2 separate regions of the Homo sapiens genome follow, and region 1 is linked to region 2. A link is a loop called in an ENCODE intact Hi-C map of the cell type or tissue named here. Cell type or tissue: Caco-2. All regions are shown on one strand. Each heading gives the region's core, and the rest is flanking DNA. Links, peaks and the distances in the headings are about the cores only. Region 1 overlaps NMNAT2 (nicotinamide nucleotide adenylyltransferase 2). Region 2 overlaps SMG7 (SMG7 nonsense mediated mRNA decay factor).

Region 1 (5,386 bases), core at 243-5,242, 170 kb after region 2:
ATAGAGTAGTTGCGTTGCCCTAACCATCCTCTGTGCTCTGCCTGCCCATCCTTCCCTCCCCTCAACTTCTGGCAACCACTGATCTTTTTACAGTGTCCACAGTTTTGCCTTTTTCAAAATGTCCTATCATTGGAATCATGCTGTATATAGCCTTTTTCACATCAGCTTCTTTCACTTAGTAATCAACTTCTTCTGGGATGAAGAGTTTTATCAGGTGCGTCTAATGCCCCAGGTGGCTGGAAGTATCAATCAAAATCAGTCTGTCCGCATATACCACTCCTGCCCCTGGCCTTTTTTTTCTCCTGTGGAGGTGTGGGGGAATCCATTCTGAAATATTTGTCCAGGTCATTTGTTTGCTTTTCCTAAGTAAAAACATGCGGCGCACCGTGGTCAGGCACCATGCATTTACTCACTCACTCATTGGTTCAACATGTATATACCACAACCTCCCCAGCATCCTCAACCCTCCCTGAGGCTCTGGGGCTATAGTGGGAAAGCACACCGGACAGGGCAGGAGCTGTCCAATCTGCCCGCCAGTCAAGGGACAGAAGTTCAGGCAGAAGCTTGGCTTTTTACAGCGTCAGTGTTACTGGGAGCCCACCAGCATCCCCTTGTTCTAATTGTCCTGCCAATACTTGAGATACAAGAGGCATGCATATTTTTCTGGGGATTTTATTTCATTCCCCCAGAATCAATGGATCCCCACCAGTACTCTCCTCAACGCTGCCTCTTCCTCTTCCTCATTCCTTGTGCCCGAGCACACCTGATATGGAGAGCACTCCTAGGCTGGCTGGGCTCCAGGGCATTCACAGAGGTTTTTCAGTTTCCTTCTATGGTGAAGTGGAGAAGTGGAGAAGTGGGACAGGAGTTCACAATTATTGAGTTTCTGCTGTCTGTCAGACACTCTGCCTGATGATTTCACAACTTCATTTCATTTAACCCTTATTCTCAGCATACCAGTAAGATAGATAACACCATCCCCACATGAATGAAGCAGAAATGGAAACTCAGTAAAGGGCAGACATTTAGCACATCACAGAACTGTACCTGGAACTAGGTCTGTCTGGTACCAGAACTCAAATTCTTGCCACTGCAGCCTGTGTGTGTGTGTGTGTGTGTGTGTGTGTGTGTGTGTGTGTGTGTGTGTGTGTATGTGTTGATAGTAGTGGTAGGAAGTACTAGGAGTGGATAAACAGAGCAGTAGAAATCATCCCAGGCTCTTTTTCTCCCCCTTGGGTCCTGGACAGAGGAGCCCTTTGCCACCCTTCTGCTTCTGATCAGGTTGCAGCCGTGTGTTGGGAATGCAGGAGGCGTTAAGGAAAAGAGGCCCTTTTTCCTCTCCTTGGAGGGTCCTCTGTTCTCTTTAGCATGACCTAGCGGGCTCCAGAGCCAGATTTCCTGAATGCTAATCCCAGCTCTTCTGTTTGCTCGTGGTGTTTCCTTGGGCAATTTATTTAAACTGACTGTGCTTCAGTTTCCTATTTTGCAATGGGGATAATAAGAAGAGTGCCATTCTCATTCCTAGAATAGATGAATTTATTAAGACGGAAAGTAGCATGGTGGTTGCCGGGGACCAGGAGGAGGTTAGTGTTTAATGAGGAGTTAAAGGAATGGGGAGTTCGTGTTTAATGGGTACAGAGTTTCAGTTTGAGAAGATGAAAAAGTGCTGAAAATGGATGACAGCGACGGCTGCTCAACAGTGGCAATATACTTAATGCCACCGAACTGTTTGCTTAAAGACAGTTAAAGTGCTGAGTTTTATTGCTATGAATATTTACCACAATTGAAAAAAAGAATAGGCTGGGTGCGGTAGCTCATGACCATAATCCCAGCACTTTGGGAGGCCGAGGCAGGTGGATCATGAGGTCAGGAGATCGAGACCATCCTGGCTAACATGGTGAAACCCTGTCTCTACTAAAAATACAAAAAGATTAGCTGGGCATGGTGGTGCATGCCTGTAGTCCCAGCTACTTGGGAGGCTGAGGCAGGAGAATCGCTTGAACCCAGGAGGTGGAGGCTGCAGTGAGCCGAGATCACGCCACTGCACTCCAGCCTGGCAACAGAGCAAGATGCCGTCAAAAATAAATAAATAAATAATAAAAAAAAAAAAAGAAAAGAAAAGAAAAAAAAAAAGAATACCTTCCTCAAAGGATTTGGGGAGGCGAGAATGAGATTATGCATTTTAAGCACTTAAGACTGAACCTGGCCCATGTTAAATGCTCCATAAATGTGAGCTCTTCTATGCTCCAACTTTCATCTCTTCCAGAGAAGTCCTGGAAACCAGGGGCAGAGCTGCGTAGTGCACACCTGCTGCTGGCTCAGAGTTGCCGTGAGAAGGGGTCTCACAGCCAGGACCTGGAAGTGTTCCCCATGCCCGTGATTAGGCAGCTGTCAGGACAGGGAGTGGTGACTGTGCATTTTAATAGAAGAGCTCTCCCTGCCCATGTTGAGCAGCAAGGTTATAAATGGAACACTGCTTGCTAAATTGCCCCATTTTGCACAGACTCACTTCATGAGTTGCCGGCTCTGATGTGTGGCTGAATTTGATGATTAAGCAAGAACAAAAGAACTATGAATCTACTGGGGAATACATCCAATTAAGTGGTATCAACGCAGGATGACTGAGAAGAGAATGGTGTGTTAATGTTTTCACCGGCCTTGCCAACAAATATTTATGGAGTGTCAATAGGGAGGCAAGAAGGTGCTTAGAAGGTGCTGAAGCAAAGTGCTTAGAGTTGAGATCAGGAATGGCTAGTGGCATGTTATGGGACAGAGGAGGGAAGACAGACACACACGGTCAATCTGGAGACAGAATTAGCACCCTTGTAAGCGGTTGAGCTCCTTCAGATCTTCAGACTTCTTTATGTAATTCTCCCCAAACACCCCAATTCTGTTCAGATCAATGGCATTTATTGTGTGGTGTGTAGAGGCCTCAGGAGCTCAAAAGAGATGAGACAGCGCAGCCCAGGGGCAGGGAGTGGTCAAGAGAAAAGACTTCTCTGTCCTTATTCCGGCCTCCAGGAACCCTCTGTAGTCCACTGCAGCCATGATGTTGCCCTTAATTCTGAACCCAGAGGACCCTGTCACTCTGCAGGGACTTGCTCTGCAAAGCCCTCCGAGCTAATGGCTCTAAGACTTGCTGTCTGTTCTAGTGCTTCTCAAGCTCTCTGTGGTGAAAGACCAGGTTTTTATTTTGATTTCTTTTCAGTTTCCAATCCACTGTGGGATCAATACTTTTATATAATAAATATTAATTCCTAAATTTGTTTAGTAAATAAATTAGAAATTGAAATAAGAAACAAAGAGATACAAAACACAAGACCACGTTTAATTATCACATTCAGCAGACATACATAGACCTACCAAAATCACTACAGAAGTTTCTAGATGCTTGCTCTCCATTTCTTTGCTTATTGAGTTGCAGACTAGTAACAGAATAGCTTGTGCCATGCTGGGGGACCTCATTCTGAATAGCTTTGCTCTAGACCTCTGGTATCTAAAATGGTGTGCTGAGACAATCCACTGGGCACAGGAAGAAAATATTGGCACTTCTATTTATATTTTTATTGCATCTTCATTTAATTTTTATCTTTGTGTATATTTTCAATGTACACAGCACAATAGTAAAATAAGACACATATATAATTTATAGATTAGTAAATTATATATGACAAGTTGTGCCCCAAATCTTTTTACTGAAACAGTTATGTGGTCAACAATGTGTTGAAATCTGTTGCCCTCGACTACTCATGTAAAAGTTACTGCTACGCCTCTTTGGAATATCTCTCATCTTGCACTGGGCTTCTATTATTTAAGATTTCAAATAGTTATGTCTGACCTAAATTATAATAAAACTATAAGTTATTTGCAGAACTGTGTCTTATTTATGCTTATTTATTTATTTATTTATTTACTTGAGACAGAGTTTTGCGCTTGTTGCCCAGGCTGGAGTACAATGGCACGATCTCGGCTCACTGCAAACTTCACCTCCTGGGTTCAAGCGATTCTCCTGCCTCAGCCTCCCAAGTAGCTGGGACTACAGGCACATGCCACCATGCCTGACTACTTTTGTATTTTTAGTAGAGATGGGTTTTCTCCATGTTGGTCAGGCTGGTCTCAAACTTCCGACCTCAGGTGATCTGCCCGCCTCAGCCTCCCAAAGTGCTGGGGTTACAGGCCTGAGCCACCACTCCCGGCCCTTATTTATTTACTAAGCTGAGAAAAGTGTGGATGTGATCCAGGCACCATGCTAGGATGTGGAAATATGAAAATGGCTAGGAATTAATCTCCATTCCTTAGGGTGGACATATCTAAGTCAGGGACGGAGATTTTCAAATTGATCATTGCTTTAAGTGTAACATGTGAAATCAAGTAAGCATGTATAAGTAACAAACTGGGAGCATAAAGAGTGGTTCACTCCACTGGGGGTGGTGCTTAGATAAAGATACCCCCAGTGAAGCTGATGTCTGAGAAGATGTTGACAGATAAGCCGGTTTTGCTTGGTTGACAGGAGGAGGTAAGATATTTTGAGTAATAGCATGCAAAAAGGCATAGAGGTCTTCACACTCATTGCTGGCTCTCATTCCCTCCTGCAATTGTCATCTGTGTTCCAGATTGCTCATCTTAGCATAAGATCCATCTATGCTTCTTAAATGTCCCTCAGTCCACTCACTCAATGTATCAATGGCACCACCATCTATCCCTGCACCCACATCAGACTCCTCCCCATCTCACTCCCACACCCATTCTATTAATATCTATTCCATTTTACCTTCTTACCATGTCTCAAAGACATTTCCTGCAATACCAACAATGATAACACTTTTTATAAATCTACTATTTCTGACCATTTTATGCTGGCAAGGTCAAGGACTGAGACTTAATCATCTTGGAATCAACAGTGGCTAGCAGAGTGCTTAGCTTACTACATAATACTAATACTAATTAATGATGATGATGATAGTTAATGCTTACATGGTGCTTAATTTGTGCCAATATTCTAAGCACTTCACATGTGATAGCTCAATTCTAAAAATGACCCTATGAAGTAGATACTATTATTATCCCTTTTTACAGGGGAAGAAAATGAGGCACAGAGGTGAAGTGATTTGCCCAAGGTGTATAGCTTGTAACAGCCCAAAGTTGAGTGAGTGAATTAATACATAAATAGCAGAATAAATGAATGAGGTCAGAAAGACGGGATGGGTCATACAATGATAATTTCTGCCATGCATGTAGTTAGTAGATTGGGAGCCATTTCTTGGGTTTCTTTCTAAGGAGGTACTAATTGCTATTTTGGCAGTTGTAGTTTACCCCAGGGTGTAGTGGTATACCAGAGAGAATGGAATCTGATATACATGATCCAAAGAAATAAGAGGATAAAACA
Region 2 (5,386 bases), core at 134-5,133:
CTGCATTACAGGAGGTTGCAATGACGGCTCAAACAGTTTTATGGGGTCTTGGGTCTGAAGGTAGTAGGGCTGTTTCACAGGCATAATTTTCCCTAATGGGCCTTGAACCTGAGGGGGATTCCACAGCTGTTTGGAGGCATCTGCCTGTTGATACTAAAAAAGAGACGCCTGTCATAAAGGTGAGGATAAAATGCAATATTACTTATAATGAATGCTAAAGAATCACAGAATGAACTTGGGGTGTTTTCCAACCAACAAAACTCTAGGCAAGGCAGCAGTTTCCTTTACCTTTTGGGCTATTCAATACTCAGAGCTTTTTGGAAACAGATTATGGGCACCACACTCATATTTTCTTTTAATTCAACTATTTAAGAGGTTTAATGAATGAATGAATATATTTGCATAAGAGTGTTTGTTTCCCCTTTCTGCTTCAAGTGCTGTGCTTCCAACGACAACATTTAAGATTGGTGTCACATCTGTCTTAGCACCTCATCAAGACTGTGATTCTATTTCCCTAGTAGTTTATGTTCCTATAGGAGAATTATTTGCAGAAAATCCATTTTCAATAAAATGGACACTTAGTAGCAGCCAAGAATGGTACTTAAGATCTAGTATTTTATCCTTTACAAGAGTAAGGAAAACATTTGAACTTTCATAAACAGTAGAGACAATACTTTTGTTTTCCCATAATCACTATAAATCTAAGCAAGAAGTATGTCAAAGTTTAATGAGCATTTCTAACATTGAATCTTTCAGCATTTCCCCTTATTTCATTCAGCTGGATAGTACACACAACTGTAACTTACCTGCTGGAATCCAGAGTGGTGAGGCGGGCTTTTCCCCAAAGCCGGCACAGCTTTTGTAGGGGATTGTTGTTGCTGAGTTAGAGCTTGAACCTGCAGCTGGCTTGTAGACTGTGCTGTTGGCTGAGCTGGTAAAGATGTAAGGGGTTGCTGGGAAGGTGGCTGTGATTGTTGAGGTCCCTGGTTCATTGGCCCTGGTCCAGAGGGCCGTTGCTGGCTGTAAGGAATGTGGGACTGTTTCCCAGCTTGCACCTGGTTTCCTGCTGGAGAGTGAGCTGTAGGCTGAAGAAAGGTTCCTGGGACAGAAACACCAGCTGGGAAGGTGTAACCTGAGCCCATAGAAAATGCCACAGGCGGGGGGATAACATATGTTGGGGGCGGAAACCCTTCAAAACAGAAGAACACAGCTTTAGTTTTAAGGAAACAGCAAAAAATTGCAAAAAAAGTCATTTTTTTTTTAACAGGTAGGTAGAGGGAGTCTTCTAACACATCACAAAAGAGATTAGTCATGTTGTCAATCTTTAACTTGATTTGAAGAACTAAAAATAGACTTGATATTTTTCCTCTATCCACTGAAGTAATCAGTGTTCTGTGAGTAGCTTCTGTATTTAGTGATAGGATTTCCTTCATAATAACAAACATGCACTTGTATGTACACTACACACAAACAGTTCAAAAATAATTTTATAAGTATTAGGGAAAATAGAACTTTTTATGGCTTAGTAACATTACTCCAACAGAAAACACATTTCTCAGTGACTGAATAGAAATTCTTGCACAGAAAAGATTAAGTAGAAGAAATTACAAAACATATTTACCTGGCCTGCTGGGAAGAGGAGGGAAGGCTCCAGGGTGATGAATGGGGATGAACTGGGAGTTACTTGCTTGAGTTGGGGTTTGAGTTACAGGTGTTTTTCTGGCTTCAGACACTGGAGTCTTTCTTAGTTCTGTCTGGGATTTTACCTGTAACCAATAGAAGCAAAACTATCTATAATAAATTGAAACTCAAATGTGCTAGAAAGAAGACCCTACTCCTAAGAAAGTATTTAAAACCTCATTAGATCAAAAAGTACATGCTGAAGATATTTAAATTCACCTAAGTTAAAAATGGAAAATCAAAGCAAATTATTTAATAGCCAATAAAAGATAATTTTACTATCTTAGTTTTACTAATTATTTTGCTTTCCCATGATCACAAAAATCCAAAAATGTAAAGGACCTTAGAGCCCATTTGTTTTACAAATGAGATGCCTGATGCTAACAAGTTGAAAAAAACTTGTCTATGACTTTAAGTTGCTTGTTCTGGGGCCCAGGGTTCTCTATACTCTAATTCATTAAACGACATACATGAATTATGAACTAATAATGACTATTAACCCATAGGTGAGTTATTTTGGCCCTCAGTTTGATTTCATCTGGGTAGCCATATGTGCAGTCAGGCATCCACCTTCCACCCTGCAACTTTACCACCCTTCAGAATAAATAAGGATACTTTCAGCAGTAAGGAACAGGCCCTGAGATCCTATAGATGGAGCCAGAGAGTAGATGTCATATGCACTGCTCAAAGTTGAGCAAAATGAGGGAACATGAGTAGCATTTATAGAAAACCCAGGACGAGGTACAGAGTGTGGTGATATGTTTACTCTTTCTTTCTTTAATCATTTATAGGTGATTTGAGATGGATGAGAAACCAAAAAAGGAGATTGTATTTTCAGTCTGGACCTTATTGTGAGCAGTTACAGAGAATGGAGGAAAGGTAAACAGAAAATGCTGGACTCATTATCTCTAAAACTCGGATCCTTTGGCTTTCTAGTTCATTTTTTTTTTTCTTGCCTTTCCCTAGCATCTCTCTCTCTCCCCTATGTCTTAATTTCTACCTTGTCTTTCTGTTTCTCTCCTTGCTATAATGTTAAAATGGAACTATTATTTTCTTATTTCTCTTTCTCAAAAAAATTAGAGAAATACTTCAAAGGTACTATTTATTTGTAAGCAGCCTTCAACAATGTAAAGTTTCTCATGCAAACACATACATTTGCTAAAATGTGTTAACAACTCACATGGCTGCTTAAGTATTTATTCAAACATTAATAGTATTAATAAAACCATCACAGAATAAAGGCCCTTTTCTGTTTACATGAAACCATCTTTTCTATTTGGGAAAATATATTAATAAAAAGAAAGTCACAAATAACTGAGCAGTGCTTATCTTTTCCCAGCAAGAAACCTGGGTTCTTCCTTTATAAATTCCCAGGATCCAGGATAAGATTAAAGTGATATTAATACCAATAGCCGGGACAAGTATAATTGTCAATAAAAAAGTCTCATATTTTTCCAAGAAAAAAAATACACACACACACACACACACACACACACACACACACACACACATATATATATATTATAGTGAATCTAAAAAAAAAAACTGCATAAGCCTTAATATACTCTTGGTTCTACTGGATCTACAGAAGACCCCAAATCTCCACTATAGCATTGACAAATGGTAGTTATATCTTCTAAATAAAATATAATCCTGTGTGAAACTGACAACTCTGCAACTAATCCTTTCAAACTGCTTAAATTGGTGAAGACTGACGAAAGTGTCAAATCAGGCTGAGATTTTTTTTTCACTCACAATTCCCAAGAATTGAAAAAGTAACCATCTATCACAGCTCTTTATATAACCTTACTATGCAATTAAATAATGCATTTAAACTTCCAGGACGGCCAATTCTCATGGCTTTAGAACAAAATGAAAAATCTTGCCTTTTGTGTGAGCCTTCCTCTACCTGCTTTATAGTTCAAATACAGCTTACCTGCACTGCCACATTCTGCTTTCCTGTTTCCTGTAACTTTTCTAAGGTGCATTTCTTGGTTTCAGTTTTCCTCTTGTTGTTGTCCTTCTTTCCATCATTCTTAGTTACAGTTATTCCTTTGCTATAGTCCCTTCTCACCTCTTTGGGAGGAAAACTTCTTCCTTGGTCTCTGTTCACTTCTCGTGTCTTAATGTTTTCTTTGAAGGTAACCACTGGCTTCTCTCCTGTGTCACAGTTGTTGCTTAAATTTCGGCTTGTAGATAGCACTGATTTTAGCCCTGGGCTCCCATCTGCAGCCAGCGACTCTATCACAGATGTTTCTTGCAGAATGAGGTTCTCTTTGGCTTCACTGGGGTCTTCCAGTATTAATTCTGGGATTTCTGTGATAAACAACAATTTCCCTACCTCATTTTCACACTGAATCAGCCTAAAAAAGCAAAAATAAATCCATATATAAAAAACATTAACTTAAAAAATAACAACTGAATTGTGTGTGGATCCAAGTCAATATATTCCTAGCACTAATAACCATGAAAACAGCAGGATATAACAATGTGGATTCAGGTAACACAAAAAGTAGTTATGTAGAAACTGAGGTTCTCATTATCACACTTAACATCGTCACAACCTATCCCTCTGGCTCTTTCAACGTTTGCTAGAATTTACATTTTCTGAGCATGCTTCAAGTGCAAGACACTGGTCTAGGGCCCTTGATATGTCCTATAAGGTAGCTATATATAATTCCTATTCTATAGATGTGAAAATTGAAGCTTGGAGGTGGTAAGTTCATTCAAACATGGAAGCATTTAACTACCTACTGTATGACAGAAACCTGAATACAAAAATGAGGAAGTAGTTAGTGACTTTGGAAAGGTTATAATCTACTGGGGAGATCCCAAGGACACCCACTTGAGAAGCTGCGGAACTCGAAACGGAACTCAAACCAATGGAATTACAAAACCTGCGTTCTTTTCCCTACACTAACGACCACATCTGCTTTGTACTTAACTGGCTACTAGCACGATCTTGGTCTGTCCTGCCTGAAACTGACTACCATGCCCAGGCCAATACAAATTACCATGACTGTGAAAGTACAGTTCAGTTAGATTTACAGAGATATTTATAAATTAGAGCAGAAACTCACGATAAACAAGAAAGACCTCTGTAATACACAATAGGGAGAACAGAGATTCTAAATAAAGAGTATACTTACTCACTAGGGTTATAATTAGATGTTGTGCTACCAACATGTCGATTTAAGAGTTCATGATTGACAATATTTATACCAAAGCCTAAAATACGTAACATATGAGATGTGTGTGTGTGCGCGCGCGTGTGCGCGCATGTGTTTATCTAAAAAGGTGGTTAAAAAGGGGTAGACCAGAAGTTCCAGACTTACCTTGGCTGATTATCAGCAATCCATTTGCCTATAGAGATCAAGCGTTGCTGTCGTATTCGTCGTTGCTGGCCTTCTTTGTCCCCTGTAATACCCTGGTGACCTTTGGAAAAATCCAAGTTCCTAAAATTGACACAAGCAAGTTATGAGAATATTAAATTGCTAAAGATATTTTCCAGGCAACCAAGTTCACCTGATTAACTGTAATGGCTTCAGATTACTTCCCACATAGGTTAGCTACTTGATGTAATCAACTGCATTTATTAGAATTTATACTACCAGAGATTTTTACAAACTATGAAACAAAGCAGAAAAGAAAATATACAAATTCATTACATTAATGTAATATTTTTACTCACATTTCACTTTCTAGT

Evidence for each region. A loop is a pair of places that touch in the nucleus more often than their neighbours do. Peaks named below come from ENCODE experiments on the same cell type or tissue, not always from the same donor. Only the 100,000 strongest peaks of a DNase experiment are listed, where the experiment ranks them.
Region 1: it touches region 2 in a loop (17-fold over the local background); 2 of 110 quality-filtered maps call a loop at or near these places.

The regions. Positions count from the first base shown.
Region 1 is chr1:183,365,989-183,371,374 of GRCh38, reverse strand. The region is part of intron 1 of NMNAT2 (nicotinamide nucleotide adenylyltransferase 2); the gene reads left to right. Among named protein-coding and RNA genes, the nearest start is that of NMNAT2, 50 kb to the left of the region's middle. In Caco-2, for the core only: no CTCF peak of the experiment used is centred there; a DNase peak (open chromatin) is centred at 2,994.
Region 2 is chr1:183,540,733-183,546,118 of GRCh38, reverse strand. SMG7 (SMG7 nonsense mediated mRNA decay factor) reads right to left here. Exons shown (of 23, transcript NM_001375584.1): 13 at 5,016-5,135; 14 at 3,617-4,043; 15 at 1,622-1,766; 16 at 807-1,189; 17 at 1-153. Among named protein-coding and RNA genes, the nearest start is that of NCF2, 47 kb to the left of the region's middle. RefSeq lists a silencer at 2,208-2,257. In Caco-2, for the core only: a CTCF peak has its summit at 2,315; a DNase peak (open chromatin) is centred at 2,328.